Regions from separate parts of the Homo sapiens genome. Here regions 1 and 2 are each linked to region 3. Evidence: read pairs that join two places in POLR2A ChIA-PET (ENCODE). Cell type or tissue: MCF 10A. All regions are shown on one strand. Region 1 overlaps RSPRY1 (ring finger and SPRY domain containing 1). Region 2 overlaps PSME3IP1 (proteasome activator subunit 3 interacting protein 1). Region 3 overlaps PLLP (plasmolipin).

Region 1 (5,000 bases), 53 kb after region 3:
GGTGAGAAAATCCTTGCCTTTGTCCCTGTTATACTTCATTGGCTTTAACGTGTCTATCCAGATGAAAACAGAATGTATGCCCATCTGATGGGGTTCAAAGTGTAGGCTTATCCAGTAACTAAGAAAAATAAAATTTTTAACAACCAATACAGAAGATCATTAGTGCAAGAAGTCACTATACCTACTTGTCTGTGCAAACTTTTCCAGTGCGATAAGTGCAAAAAGCATGACTGTGGGGTGGGACTGTAACTTCTGAAAAACAACAAAAGATAAAAAAAAAAAAAAAAAATCATTCCCCTGCAGAGGTGGCAAGTTATCAGTTTCATTTCCTTGCCCAATATGTGCTAGATGTTTTTTCGAGTGGTCAGAAAAGTTTCATTCATTCAAGTTCTCAATTATCCATTTGGCTAATAATGTTAGTAATGAACTGGACAGGCTCTCTTAATCTTGTATTTTTTTCTTAAAGTCACTAGGTTAATTTATAGATTTGGAAATTTCAAAAGTATCCTGTTAAATACACTATGTTATTTTACTTAATAAAACTTACATTAGGGCTTTGTTAAATAAAATATTCATTCTCACATTCATTTATGCAAGCCAAACAGAAACCTAGAATTATAAACTAAAAATGATATTTTACTTAGAATCCTAAAAAGAACCACTTATCACTAACAAGTTGCAAAATTATAAATAATTAAATTAACAATTAATGGCTCAGTTTTTAAGCTGTTCCCTGAAAGGAATTCTACAAATGCTGATGGTAGACAGGAGAAAGCAACAAGTGAACTCTTTTAGTTACATTTAAGCTCATGTCACATGAGTTCCCCTTTAAGGAAAGGTCTATCTGTTGAACATGACACCTTCTCATAGCTGTGCTTTCCCTACTGCTACATTGGGAGCCACCAGAGGAGCTCCAGAACATCAGATGATTCCCACTGACTTCCCTGGTACCTCCTAAGTTCTGGAAACCTCACATAACCACCATCCCTGCTGCTGGAAAGCCTATTCAGCATTCTATTTCTTCTCATATCCATCTAAATCCCTCTGCCTGGCTTTTCAGGCCCTAAACCCTTTCTAGCTGGCTACTCAGTCTGTGTCCTATCTCTGAACACTGTCTTCTCTCATCAGACAATTCTCTGTCTCTGGACTTCTGCCTGTGATGTTCCCTTAGCTAAGAAACCAATTTTTTCCCTCCTCTGGGCACAATAAAATCCTCATCTATAGCATGACCCAGCTGAGGGTCCACCTTCATCAGGAAGTCTGACTTTCATGACACCCCGGCTCTCATTACCCATACCACCCACCTTCTCATTTAGTCTTTTTTTTTTTTTGAGATGGAGTCTCGCTCTGTCGCCCAGGCTGGAGGGCAGTGGTGAGATCTCAGCTAACTGTAATCTCTGCCTTCTGGGTTCAAGTGAATTCCTGCCTCAGCCTCCTGAGTAGCTGGGACTACACACACATGCCACCATGCCCAGCTAATTTTTGTATTTTTAGTAGGGACCAGGTTTCGCCATGTTGGCCAGGCTGGTCTTGAACTCCTGACCTCAGGTGACCAGCCCACCTCAGCCTCCCAAAATGCCGGGCTTATAGGCATGAGCCACCGTGCCCGGCCCTCATTTAGTCTTGATGAAGTACTTTCTCCCATGATCACATCCTGTGATAAAATGGAGGCTAATTACCTTGTCTGAGTAGTTTTGTTTCCTCAACTAACCAATAAACCTCTTGAAATCATAGGACTGCCATGTTGTATCCCCAGAGTGCTCATTGAGAGTAAGGTAAGTGTTTTAAGCACGTATCAGTGGGTATTGACAAATAAGGGTTTTCAGACCAGAGTTTTGAAAAGGGCCAATGCTCACTAGGCCTACAAAAATAACTTTTAAAAATACAGACCATTCAAGACCACAGGCCAGAACTATGAGAGATCTGAGGGCACAGCCTCAGCAAACCAGAAGCTTCATAGACAATATATTAAATATTCCAGTGACAACAGTTTTAAGAGTAGCAGTGAGGGGGAGGGCAGGGAGGAGTAGAGATTTATATATACTGGGAATCTGACTTGATGGCCTCCTGGCTTGGAACGCCATGTAATTGTTTCTACTGTGGAGGTCCCTATTACCATTTGGCAAACTCAAGGAACATGCAAAAGAGCCAATCATAGCAGCTATCTTATGACTAAATTTAAAACCAGACTAACTCAGCTGTTTTTGCTGGTTGGGATAAATTCCAATCCCACTCTCTTTTTTAAACATAGGAGGGAATAAATAAGCACTCGGGAAACACCTGCAAATAAAATTTACAATTGATTCCATTCTCTGTGCCAGTGGCTATGCCAGCAATTTGAGAAAATGCACAGTTCTAGATGATGCCCACTTCTAGATGACTAAGAATAAATAGTTTTGATGTCTCACTTACCAGACACTGTAGCAAGTATTCCAGTATTCCTGGGCTAAGTAAACCTATACTTGCAGGACCTAGACAAATACAACAAACACTTGATATAATTAAAATGCCAGATTATTTTAAATCACTGGTAACAATCAAATTGTTTTGGTAGAACTCTTTCATGCACATTATCTTATTAAAGCCTCCTGCTCTGAGGTAGAAAATAGTACTAGCTCCATTTCACAGTTAAGCAAGTGAGCCCACAGAATTAAGCAACTAACTCCAGGGCACTTGGCAAGCACATGGGAGAGTCCAAACCAGTAGCCACATGTTCTGATTTCTAATCCATTGTTTCTTCCACATTACGTGATGTAAGTAGCTGAGCTATGCCCCTGTACTTTGCTGTTAACTTTCTTAAAATGGGTAACATTCATAAACAAATTAAATACCTGCTTCTCAGGAACTGCTCCAACCAGAAGTTCCTTTTCCTCTCCCTCTACCTTGTATGTCTTCATAATCGAGCTAAACTTTATAAAGTGTGTATATATGCAAATTATATATTGTATACACACATACATATCTTTGTTATGCTGAATTTAGCTTTTCTCCCTTTTTTCTTTTCCTCGCTCCTTATTCTTAAAGCAAATAAGCACAACTTTTTTCTTTTAAAATTTCCCCTGAAAATCCACAAAGCTAAATTAAATTGCATTCACCTCTGTAGCCTTTCAGTAATTTTCTTCCAGTTAGTCTATGTCTCTCAATATCATTTTTAAGAGATTTCTTTCTGGTATAGCAGTTTGATCAAAGACATACAGTACAAATTTCCCTTTAATGTCAAACAACTTAAGATCTTCCACTGTGGAGTGTCCCAAAGTTACCTGCTAGTTTCTCGGCCAAGCAGCCTAGGACTGCAGATGTGTTCCTGTGTTTGGCAGGATGGCTTGAGTCCTGGCAAGCTACTTCTCCATTTAAATTGAGAATTTCAGTCAATTTCTGGAGTGCATCCTAAAACAAAAAAGTACAAGTGGGTTTGACCCATATACTACACAGGTTGTTTTCCCAGGCTCATTTTTTTTTTGAGACAAAAGCTATAACCAGCACTTTGGGAGGCCGAGGCGGGCGGACCACAAGGTCAAGAGTTCGACACCAGCCTGGCCAACATGGTGAAACCCCATCTCTACTAAGAATACAAAAATTAGCCAGGTGTGGTGGTGCGCGCCTGTAATCCCAGCTACTCAGGAGGCTTAGGCAGGAGAATCACTTGAACCTGGGAGGTAGAGGTTGCAGTGAGCCGAGATCGTGCCACTGCACTCCAGCCTGGACGACAGAGCAAGGCTCCGTCTCAGGGGGGTGGGGGGAGCTATAACCAGGTGTTAAATAAACTCAGAATGACCATATAAAAATTATGCAATGTACCCTAATGATATCATTGATGGGAAATATCTGATCAACCTGAAAGTCTCCTTACATGACTTACTAGATTCCACTTCATTCAGAATGCTTAAGTTGTATCAAATATATGCTACATATTCTTGAATCACTAAACAGATTAAACCCACTCAGATGCCATTATGAAAACATTAAAGGCTGGTGATGTTGAAGTAAAAAGTTACTTTAAAAAAAGTTTTACTAAGCAAAAACAAATCCCAGCAGAGTTTTCTTCTTTTCTTTTTGCTCTTGCTCTGTTTCCCAGGCTGCTGTGCAGTGAAGTGATCATGGCTCACTGTAGCCTTTACCTCCTGGGCTCAAGTGATCCTCCCACTTCAGCCTCCCTCGTAGCTGGGACTACCGGCACATGTCACAGTGCCCAGATAATTTTAATTTTCTGTAGAGATGGGAATCTCATTATGTTGCCCAGGCTGGTCTTGAACTCCTGGCCTTAAGTGATCCTCCTGCTTCAGCCCCCAAAAGTTTTGGGATTATAGGCATGAACCACTGCACCCTGCCCCAACAGAGTTGAAGGCAAATTGAAACAGGCAGCTCTTATAAGCCTAGGCAAAGGTCAATTCATTGGTGACTACGCTAAAGACTTTCCCCTTCCGTCCACAATGTTTTTCTGCACTGGGCTTAAACAGATGAATGAAAATGCCAGAATTGAGGCTGGGCACAGTGGCTCATGCCTGTAATCCCAGCACTTTGGGAGGCCAAGGTGGGAGGATGCTTGAGCCCAGGAGTTTGAGACCAGTCTGGGCAACATAGCAAGACTCCATCTTAAAAATGAAAGATGCCAGAATCCAAAAGAAGAAAAAAAGAAAAAAAAAAAGGACTCTGTAAAACACATGGGAAAGCAATGAAAGTTCGATGCTTTTGTTCTATGTAAAGGATAACCAATGTTACACTAATCATTAATACATTTGAGTAAGATTCAAAAGTGCTTTCAGTTTTAACTTTTTTTTGTTGTTGTTGTTGAGATGGAGTCTCACTCTGTCGCCCAGGCTGAAGTGCAGTGGTGCAATCTCAGCTCACTGCAGCCTCCACCTTCCGAGTTCAAGTGATTCTCCTGCCTCAGCCTCCTAAGTAGCTGGGATTACAGGTGCACGCCATCGTGCTGGCTAATTTTTGTATTTTTAGTAGAGATGAGGTTTCACCATGTTGGCCAGGCTGGTCTTGAACTCCTG
Region 2 (5,000 bases), 88 kb after region 3:
CCAGGCAAGGTCGGTCTTGTGCTGTTGCCCAGGCTGTAGTGCAATGGCCCTCATAGCTCACTGTAGCCTGGAACTCCTTGGCTGAAGCCTTCCTCCCACTTCAGCCTCCTAAGTAGTGCACCATCACACCTGGCTAATTTTTAAATATTTTTGTAGAGAGAGAGTCTCACTGTGTTGCCCAGGCTGGTCTTAAATTCCTGGCCTTAAGTGATGCTCCCAGCTTGGCCTCCCACAGCTTTGGGACTGCAGGCATGAGCCACTGTGCCTAGCCTGTTTGTCTGTTTGTTTGTTTGTTTGTTTTTAATAGAGTTGGGGTCTCACCATCTTGCCCAGGCAGGTCTTGAACTCCTGGGCTCAAACAATCCTGCCTTGGCCTCCCAAAGTGCTCAGATTGCAGGTGTGAGCTAGTGCACCAGGCCTTAATTTCTTTTCTTTTTTTTTTTTCTTTTTCTGAGACGGAGTCTTGCTCTATTGCCCAGGCTGGAGTGCAGCGGCGTGAAATCTCAGTTCACTGCAACCTTCGCCTCCTGGGTTCAAGCGATTCTCCTGCCTCAGCCTCCCAGGTAGCTGGCATTACAGGCACATGTCACCACAGCCAGCTAATTTTTGTATTTTTAGTAGAAATGGGGTTTCACCCTGTTGGCCAGGCTGGTCTTGAACTCCTGACCTCAAGCGATCCTCCTGCCTCAGCCTCCCAAAGTGCTAGGATTACAGGTGTGAGCCACCATGCCTGGCTGAATTTCTTATTGTATGTGTTTCATAGATGCCTGAAAGATTATTGCAAAGCTGAATTTTTTATTGTATGTGTTTCATAGATGCCTGAAAGGTTATTGCAAATTGCTCCTTATGATAAACATTTAAAATATGGATTAAATTTCTTTTTCTGTGGTTTAGTTTTTAGATTCTTTTAGTCTCCTTTGCTACCGGAATATGTTAATTAAGCTTTGGTGTTAGAAGATTGACTTCACTTTGCCTAGTAATAAATACTAACAGCGGGCTCTCTGTTAGTAGTTGTTGTTCTCTAAATAAATTTTATGATATAGGAAAAGTCAGCTAAATTTTTAAAAATCTAAATAACTGTATCTTGGTAGAAGTGCCTTCTGGCCAGAAATAAGTCTTTATTTGAAATATAGATGAGTTAGCCAGATGGCAAATTCCTCTTAGTTGCTGTCCTGCATTTTGAAGTACAGTGTGACTTGAACATCAGAGTAAAAAATGTTGGAAAGCAATAATCTATATTTACTCACAAAAGGAAATGGATTGACCTATTGCTTTTGCTACTGAAAGTGAAGCCTTAAAACAACAGAACACAGAAACCTGATTCTGGTGTGTTTTAACATGTACAATCTAATTAATTTTAGAATTAGAAGGATATGGTGGCCAGTGATGTAAACACTCAAGTAGTTTGCCATCACATAATTCAATTCCATAGGAAACCAGATCTCATTACTTTGTGTCATGGCACTAGCTAAATGGAGTCATTTTTCAAGTTAGGAATAGCAATTATTTGGGGAGCAACAATGTAAGTTTTGTATTTTAAAACATGTGTAGTGTGCTATGTAAGAACTGAGCCCATTTTGTCCCACCACCCTGGAAATTAAATGGGACGGTCTCCAATGTAAACCCAGTAGTTCAGTGTTACCAGTTACTTTGGCTTGAAATATAAGAACTTTGTTTTCTTGACGGTCAGGCAGATTTGAAAACCACGTTCTTTATTTGTGCCAATTTGGACTCTAAGTTTGGTGGACAAAGTGAATTTTGAAATGGTTTTAGTTTTCCATGAATTCCCTATTTGAAGAAATTGAATAAATCCTTTAAAAAATAATGTAATGTTTAGTTTGATAATTAAACTTGAGTCACTTTGGAAAACGTGAGTAAAGGAAAGCTGACAGCATTTGTTTACTCTTTCTAAAGTGGAACACAGTAAGGACAAAGTAAGCATTCCTAATGTAAGTCCTCTGCATTCCTACAGGGCTCTTCACAGTTAGAGCCCGTATCCCTGATATCCCTGGGCTGTTTGTCTTTTGATTTGTTTTTAATTACCCTAGCAAACAAAAGGGAAAAAGAAGAGACTTGTGAAAATTTACCTAGACAATAGGAATTAGAAGTCAACACAATCTAATTTTCTAGCTTCTTTGTCTACTTCCAGCAGGTCAGTAAGTTACAGGTACTTATCACCTCTTTCTTGCAGAATAAACAGCCATTGGACTCTTCAAACAAAAACGCTGTCTCCATCAAGTACTGCTTTCGCAGGATAAGTGACCATTTTTAATCAGTTGAAATTAACGGAAAGTAGCAGTTATTTTTGAAAGATGACATCAATTATATAATATAGTAAAGAGATTTAATTTTTAGTCCTTTGTTTCTTACTGCACAAATTGTATGGCGTTTGAATAGAATTCCCATGATACTGACACTTCAGCAAATACTTGCTTGATGGCTACCAATCTCTATAACTTACATTGCACAGTACCTAGGAATATTCATGTGAGTTCATTCCTCCCTGCTCAGATTCTTCAGCTCCTCGTGGTTGGTTTATTCAGTAAGTATTTGAATACCTAATATATGCCAGACACTGTGCTAATAATAATAAGCACTGTGGAGACAAAGAGCTGTTGGAACAGTCACAGATGATAAAACACAAAGAATAAGGGCTGTAGTAGAGTTATGAATGATCATAGCAGGAACACAAAGGAAGGAAATACATATTAACTACTCTAGGAGGTCTTGGAAAGCTTCATAAAGGAGATGGTCTTTAGTCTGATTCTGGGCGGTTGGAGCAGCAGTTTGCATCGGGTGAAAAGAAAGCAAGGGCATTCCTGGCAGAGGGAACAGCCTGAGCAAAGCCATGCAGAGAATGAAGACCTACAGAAGAAAATGCTAATTTGAAAAAAGATGCATAAAGCAGTCTATGTTTTAGTCTAGTCTTTTTAAACTTACAGAAATTTATTACTATGTGTGTCCATCTAACTTGGCTTATTTTCTTTATTTGGGGATCAAGGGAATGCCAGAATTATGATATTAGTTTTATTACTAATTAATTAATTTATTTATTGAGACAGGGTCTCACTCTGTTGCCCAGGCTAGAGCGCAGTGGTGCGATCATGGGTCACTGCAGCCTTAGCCTCCTGGAGTAAATGATCCTCCCACCTCAGCCTGTGAGTAGCTGGGACTACAGGCACACATCACCATGCCTGGCTAGTTTTTTAAATTTTTTGTAGAGATGGGGGGTCTCACTTTGTTGCCCAGGCTGGTCCTCCTGCCTTGGCCTCCCAAAGTGTTGGGATTATAGGCATGAGCCACCATGCCCAGCCTGAATTAAGATATTAGTTTTAAAGAGCAGACTTTTGTAAGTGTGCATTAGTTTTGACAGTGTGACTGTGTTTTCAGGACACCAACCCACTGAGAGCTGATGAGAAATACATTTCTTGTATTTTTCTTTCCCCTGCAACGCTTGCCTTTAAATTTTTTTTTTAAATATGCATTTACTTTATTTCTTATTTTCATTAACCAACTGATTTCTGGTTTTGTCCCTGTGTATAAAAGATTGTAGGCCGGGCACAGTGGCTCATGCCTATAACCCCAGCACTTTGGCAGGCTGAGGTGGGCAGATTGTATTGCTTGAGTCCAGGAGTTTGAGACCAGCCTGGGCAACATGGTGAAACCCTGTTTCACGAAAAAAAAAAAAAAAAAAATTAGCCAGGTGTAGTGGTGCATGCCTGTAGTCCCAGCTATTCGGGAGGCTGAGGCATGAGAACTGCTTGAGCCCAGGAGGCTCTCTGAATTCTTATTTAGGTAGAAATGTAAAATTCTAGGGTTTGTTTTTATTGTTGTTGTTGTTGTTTTTGGCATATTGGAAGATTTTTAAATTTTCTCTTTTAAAAATATAGGCCGGGTGCAGTGGCTCACACCTGTAATCCCAACACTTTGGGAGGCCAAGGCCGGTGGATCACCTGAGGTCAGGAGTTCGAGACCAGCCTGGCCAACATAATGAAAGCCCATCTTTACTAAAAATACAAAAATTAGCCGGGCATGGTAGCACACACCTGTAATCCCAGCTACTCAGGAGGCTGAGGCAGGAGAATCGCTTGAATCTGGGAAGCGGAGGTTGCAGTGAGCCAAGATCGTGCCACTGCACTCCGGCCTGGGCGGCAGAGCGAGACTCTGTCTTAAAAAAAAAAAATTATATATATATAACAAGAATGAAGAGAGACATTTACTGGGACACCAATGGCATTGCCGTATCCTAGTATTTATTTCCCAGGTTTAAATCATATCTAATCTGATAAATTCATTTCCTTCAGACATGATTATTTTTCTCCATCTTATAAAATTAAAGTAACTAGGAATGTTTGGCTCAGAAAAGCAACAAATTAGGAGGAACATGGGAATTGTCTTCAAACAACTGAAGTATGGTCATGTTAGAAAAGATTTGATTCTTTTTGTATAGTCCCAGTGGATTGAACCTATGTATTGAATTTATAGTAAAACAGATTTCAGTTCAGTTTAAGGAAGAACTATCCTAACAGTCAAATCTGCTTAGAGAGGGAGTTGGCTGCCTAGGAAGGGAATGCAGTGGTCCCTCTTGAAGTTTTAATATATGAGTTGGATGACCTTCTCCTGGGTGTGTATGGTAAATTCAGATGTCGAGTGGATTATCATATTAGGTGGGCTATAAGGACTATCCCACCCTGAATTATTTACTAGGAAAAATGGGTGATGGAAAGAAACCAGATGATTAATACAGGATGAGAAAGGAGACACGGTTAATAGGGGATAAGAAAGGGGGAAATTGAGGGTTCGGAATGTCTCTCCCAACCATTAGAGCCCTAGAAAGTTCACGTTTTCTCTGCCAGAGACATTTAAGAAATTGTTGGCTCTGGTTTCATAAGAGGTTGTTCTGTAGAACTTGAGGAATTTTTGGCATTTTCACAGAGACTGAACAGTTCTGCTTCAGTAATGAGCCTCTGGCTGGAGTCATTGAGTGCTGCTAAATCAGA
Region 3 (5,000 bases):
AGATCTGAGGGCTGGGCTGGATTTCTGGGGCCTCCTGTGGGAGCACCACCGCCTTATCTGTCAGGTGGGTGGGGCTGGCACTGACGTGGGTCCTTATCTCTGCCTGGGCTGTGCCTGGTGCTTGAATGTGGATACTGTCATTCTCTCAGTGAGGCCTCACCCTCCTGAGGAGCCTCACACACCGTGGCGAATGCAGGAAAGTAGGCCCAGGGCCTGACTTGAAAACCCATGTTCTTAACCCCTCAGGGTGATCATGACACCTGGCCATGTTGAATATTAAGCCTATGCTGGTTGCTGGTCTAAGTTCCTTGCTCAAAACTACCCTAGGGCCCAGGCAGGAGGATCAGTTAAGCCTAGGAGTTCTAGACTAGCCTGGGCAACATGGGGAGACCCCACCTCTACAAAAATTAAAAATAGCTAGGAGTGGTGGTGCATGTCTGTAGTCCCAGCTACTTGGGAGGCTGAGGTGGGAGGATCACTTGAGCCCAGGAGTTCGAGGCTGCAGTGAGCTGCAATAGTGCCATTGCACTCCAGCCTGGGTGACAAAGTGAGACCCTGTCTCAAAAACAAAACAAAACAAAACCACCCTAGGGGGTAGATACATTTCAAAGATGAAGGAAGATGAAGACAAGGGCACAGAGAGGCTAAGCCACTTGCCTGAGGTCACACAGCTAGTTAAGTTGGCAGGGCCAGAGCGTGAATTCAAGGAGTCGATAGGCCACCCCTCCAACAGAACCAATGCCAGTGTCACTCAGGTGAACAAGGTCATGACACCCATCCACAGATTCAGAGAGCAGCTGAGAAAAACCTATTCATTTCCTGGGGCTGCCGTAACAAAGTTCCACAAACTGGGTGGCAGAAATATATTGTCTCAGTTACTGAAATCAAAGTGTTGGCAGGGTTGCTTTCTTCTGGGGCTCTGAGGGAGAGTCTGTCCCATGTCCCCCTCCTGGCTTCTGGTGGTGACCAGCAAGCCTTGGTGTGCCTTGGCTTACAAATGCATCACTCTCGTCTCTGCCTCTGTCTTCACACGATGGTCTCCCCTTGTGGTCTCTGTGTCCACATTTCTCTTGCAAGGACACCAGTCATTGGATTAGAGATGCCCCCAATCCAGTATAACCCCCCTTAACTCGAGCATGTCTGCAAACACTATTTTCTTTTCTTTTCTTTCTTTCTTTCTTTTTTTTTTTTTTTTGAGACGGAGTTTCGCTCTTGTTGCCCAGGCTGGAGTGCAGTGGTGCGATCTCGGCTCACTGCAACCTCTGTCTCCTAGGTTCAAGCGATTCTCCTGCCTCTCCCAAGTAGCTGGGATTACAGGCACATGCCACCATGCCTGGCTAATTTTTTGTATTTTTAGTAGAGGCAGGGTTTCACCACGTTGGCCAGGCTGGTCTTGAACTCCTGACCTTAGGTGATCCACCTGCCTCAGCCTCCCAAAGTGCTGGGATTACAGGTATGATCCACCATGCCAGGCCTTGTTTTGTTTTGTTTTGTTTTGTTTCTGAGACAGAGTCCCACTCTGTCCCCCAGGCTGGAGTGCAGTGGTGCAATCTCAGTTCACTGCAACCTCTGCCTCCTGAGTTCAAAGTGATTCTTCTGCCTCAGCTTCCTGAGTAGCTGGGACTACAGACACCCACCACCATGCCCGGCTAATTTTTGTATTTTTACTGGAGATGGGTTTCTCCATATTGGCCAAGCTGGTCTTAAACTCCTGTCCTTAACTGATCATGCACCTCAGGCTCCCAAAGTGCTGGGAATACAGGTATGAGCCACTGCGCCTGGCCAGAGCCTGTTTTCAAATAAGGCCACATTCCCAGGTACTAGGGGTTAGAACTTGAACATATTTTGGGGAACACATTGCAAACCACAATAAGAGATGAGGAAAAACTTCCCTCAGAGTCAGTGAAGGGCATGCACCCTGCAGGAACCTGGCCTGTCTGGCTGTCAGTGTTGGCAGCTTCTGGGGAAACTGTAATAACAGGGTTTCACTGCAGCAAGGAGTGCCTCTTGGTTGGGCATTTGTGACGAATCTTCTCTCTGATGCCACAGGTGGTTTTAACAAAAACATCTCTTCGTTACCCAATTGTTTGGAAATTCTTTGAAGATGCAAAGGTCGTTTTTGACACTGTAGTCTTCATATGTAAAAAAAAGTTCCTAATCCAAATTATTCAGGTTTTCAGAAAAGCAAAAAAAAAAAAAAAAAAAAAGGCCCTGTGCCCTTGAGATTTCCAGACAGTTCCCTTTGTTTATCTGCAGGACCTGTCTGGGGAGGCATGGCAGGGACCTCAGAGAGCTGGGAAGGAGGGGAGGATGTGGTTTGCCTGTGTGTGTAGGAGAGAGACAGTTAGATATTCATGTAGACACCTCCAGAGAAACACGGGGACAGACGAACATGTAAGCAAGAGAGACCTGCAGGGCCCAGGGGTGAAGGCATAGAGTTCTGTTCTCAGATACCCACGTGGCACCCTCCCTGCCCCTCCCTCACCTCCCTGGGTCTTTGCTTATCATCACCTTGCCAGTGAGATCTTTCTTGGCCCCTTCTCCATAGACATTTGTTAAATATATTAACCCAGAGAGATGCCCACAGCGAGGCCTGTGTTGGGTGCCCTGTTCCGAGCAGGGTCTCTCTTGGGGGACTGGGCTGGGGGCTCAGGAACCAGGAGAAACCAGTCTGTCTGGTTCAAATGCAGGAACGAACCTTCCTTGTTCTAGGGCAGAAACCGAGGCAGCTCCGCAGGCACAGAGCCAGGCAGCACAGCCAGAAAGAACGCCAGAAATTCCCAGTCCTTATCCACCGGCTTCATCTGGACGCTGTGTTCGCTGATCTGGAAACCAGGGGTGGGGCTGGAGCACAGCACAGGGCGGGGCAGGGATGGCGGCGGGCAGTGGGGGGAGCCTGGGTGCCCAGCCCAGACTGGCTCCTAGAGCCAGCTGAAGTGTCCTCATTTTTTACACTTCACTAAATAACTCATAGTAGCGCAGGTTCCAAGGAAGCACGGATCTGGGTTCCTGTCCTTCCCTATCCTTTTAAAATTTTTATTTATTTTTTGAGACAGGGTCTCTGTCACCTAGGCTGGAGTGCAGTGGCGCCATCATGACTCACTGCAGCCTTGACTTCCCAGGCTCCATTGATCCTCCACCTCAGCTTCCCAAGTATCTGCGACCACAGGCACATGCTACTATGCCCAGCTAAATGTTATATTTTTGGTAGAGATGGGGTTTTCCATATTGTCCAGGCTGGTTTCGAACTCCTGAGCTCAAGTGATCCACCTGCCTCAGCCTCCCAAAGTGCTGGGATTACAGGTGTGAGCCACTGCACCCGGCCTCCTGCCCTGTCCTTTACCCACAGTGACCTCAGGCACATTGCCTCCTGAGATTCCCTTTGGAAGATGGGAATAACAGATAGAACATTTGAGGAGGGTCTGGTGATGGAGGAATCAATGAGATGTGTCTGGCACAGAGCGAGAAGGCATTGAGTGGTTATTGTGACCTAGGCTGTGAGTCATGGGACAGGTGATTGATAGGCATATGATAGTGGAAACCTGAATTGGTCTTTTCTTGATTTTTGGTTCATTGCATTTTCTGACTTTCCTTTAGTTAGTTGGAAGCTGGCAACACAGTGGCAGCGGAGGCCCATGAGGAATTGGCTTTAAATGAAAAAATAATTGTTTATCTTGGACGCACCCAGTTCTCACCTGGAGAAGGGACGGAGGCGTGCTGCCCGAAGTGTTTGTTCTCCTTCAGAACACTGGCCTCCCCCCAGCTCTGGGGGTTCGTGGCCTCTCCAGGTGTGTCTGTTTCTGGCAGGGTGTTGTTCTGAGACATCCTGCCCTGGGTCCACACTCGTAAGGGCTCTGCCCCCAGCTTGGTGTGTGACAGCGGGCAAGGCCCTGTGGCTCCGCCCTGGCTTCCTCACCTGCCTACCCTCACCTGGCCTGCTTGCGGCGGTGAGAGTGCTGACGGGCAGCAGAGGCTGGCAGGGTGCTGTGTGTTGGGGGGTGGATCCCTGGAGCTTCACCCCAGTGTGGGGAGGAGCAGGTGCTGAGCCCTGGAGAGCGGGACACCTTCCCTGGGCCTCCCACTTTGGGCTGAGCCCCTTACTTGGGTTGGGGGGAGGCAAGGCCAGGGGCAGTTCACAGATGGACACCTGCTTCTTATTAATTTATTTTGTTAATTTAATTTTAACTTTACTTAATTTTAATTTTATTTATTTTCGTTTATTTTGAGACAGGGTCTTGCTGTTGCTCAGGCTGGAGTACAGTGGCACAGTCATGGCTCACTGTAGCCTCAACCTCCCAGGTTCAAGCGATCCTCCCCACTCAGCCTCCCAAGTAGCTGGGACCACAGGTGCACCATCACCACACTCGGCTAATTTTTAAAGTATTTGGCAGAGATGGGCTCCCTGTATATTGCCCAGGATGGGGTCTTGAACGCCTGGGCTCAGGCAATCCTCCCACCTTGGCCTCCCCAAATGCTAGGATTACAGGCATAAGCCACCACGCCCAGCCCCACTGCTTCCTCTTTTAATACACGGTGCCTGTGCAGGGCAGGGTTCTGGTCTCTGTCATGGTTGAAGAAATAGGATTGTTAGTTCCTAAGCACATTGTGTATTTAGCGTATATTATGTGTCGGGCACTGTTGGGCACTGAAGATACAGCAGTGAACAAAACCCAGAATCTTCCTCGGAGAGCAGGGAAGGTACTCGGTCAGCATCACACAGCCACACAGCTTTTGACTTCCAAGCTCGAGGCCCCACCTGCCACTTCCCCACTGGGCCATACCCTTCCCAAGCCAGATCCCTGGGGGATGGGGAGTAGGCCGAGGAAGGAGGGTTGTGAGGGCTGAGGGCTCCCTGGGCCAGCTCAGCTACAGGCCCCCGAGTCTTGTCCCTGGCTTCTGTAGGGATCCACACAGGAGCTTCCCTTCTGGTCCTCGACGAGGTTGCTTTTGGATGGGGTGCCTGGCAGGCACCCCAGCTCTGTCTGTGCTCTAGGCCCAGG

What was found. ChIA-PET counts read pairs that join two places held together with the same protein. Peaks named below come from ENCODE experiments on the same cell type or tissue, not always from the same donor. Only the 100,000 strongest peaks of a DNase experiment are listed, where the experiment ranks them.
Region 1: POLR2A ChIA-PET joins it to region 3 with 5 read pairs; 5 of 35 experiments call an interaction of 5 or more read pairs at or near these places.
Region 2: POLR2A ChIA-PET joins it to region 3 with 5 read pairs; 8 of 35 experiments call an interaction of 5 or more read pairs at or near these places.

What each region holds. Positions count from the first base shown.
Region 1 is chr16:57,211,359-57,216,358 of GRCh38, reverse strand. RSPRY1 (ring finger and SPRY domain containing 1) reads right to left here. Exons shown (of 15, transcript NM_133368.3): 5 at 3,261-3,387; 6 at 2,413-2,471; 7 at 186-252. Among named protein-coding and RNA genes, the nearest start is that of RSPRY1, 28 kb to the right of the region's middle. RefSeq lists an enhancer at 3,530-3,699. In MCF 10A, no CTCF peak of the experiment used is centred here; a DNase peak (open chromatin) is centred at 2,668.
Region 2 is chr16:57,176,044-57,181,043 of GRCh38, reverse strand. The region is part of intron 1 of PSME3IP1 (proteasome activator subunit 3 interacting protein 1); the gene reads left to right. Among named protein-coding and RNA genes, the nearest start is that of PSME3IP1, 7.5 kb to the left of the region's middle. RefSeq lists an enhancer at 1,843-2,424. In MCF 10A, no CTCF peak of the experiment used is centred here; no DNase peak of the experiment used is centred here.
Region 3 is chr16:57,264,071-57,269,070 of GRCh38, reverse strand. The region is part of intron 1 of PLLP (plasmolipin); the gene reads left to right. Among named protein-coding and RNA genes, the nearest start is that of PLLP, 18 kb to the left of the region's middle. RefSeq lists an enhancer at 4,917-5,000. In MCF 10A, no CTCF peak of the experiment used is centred here; DNase peaks (open chromatin) are centred at 2,820 and 3,860.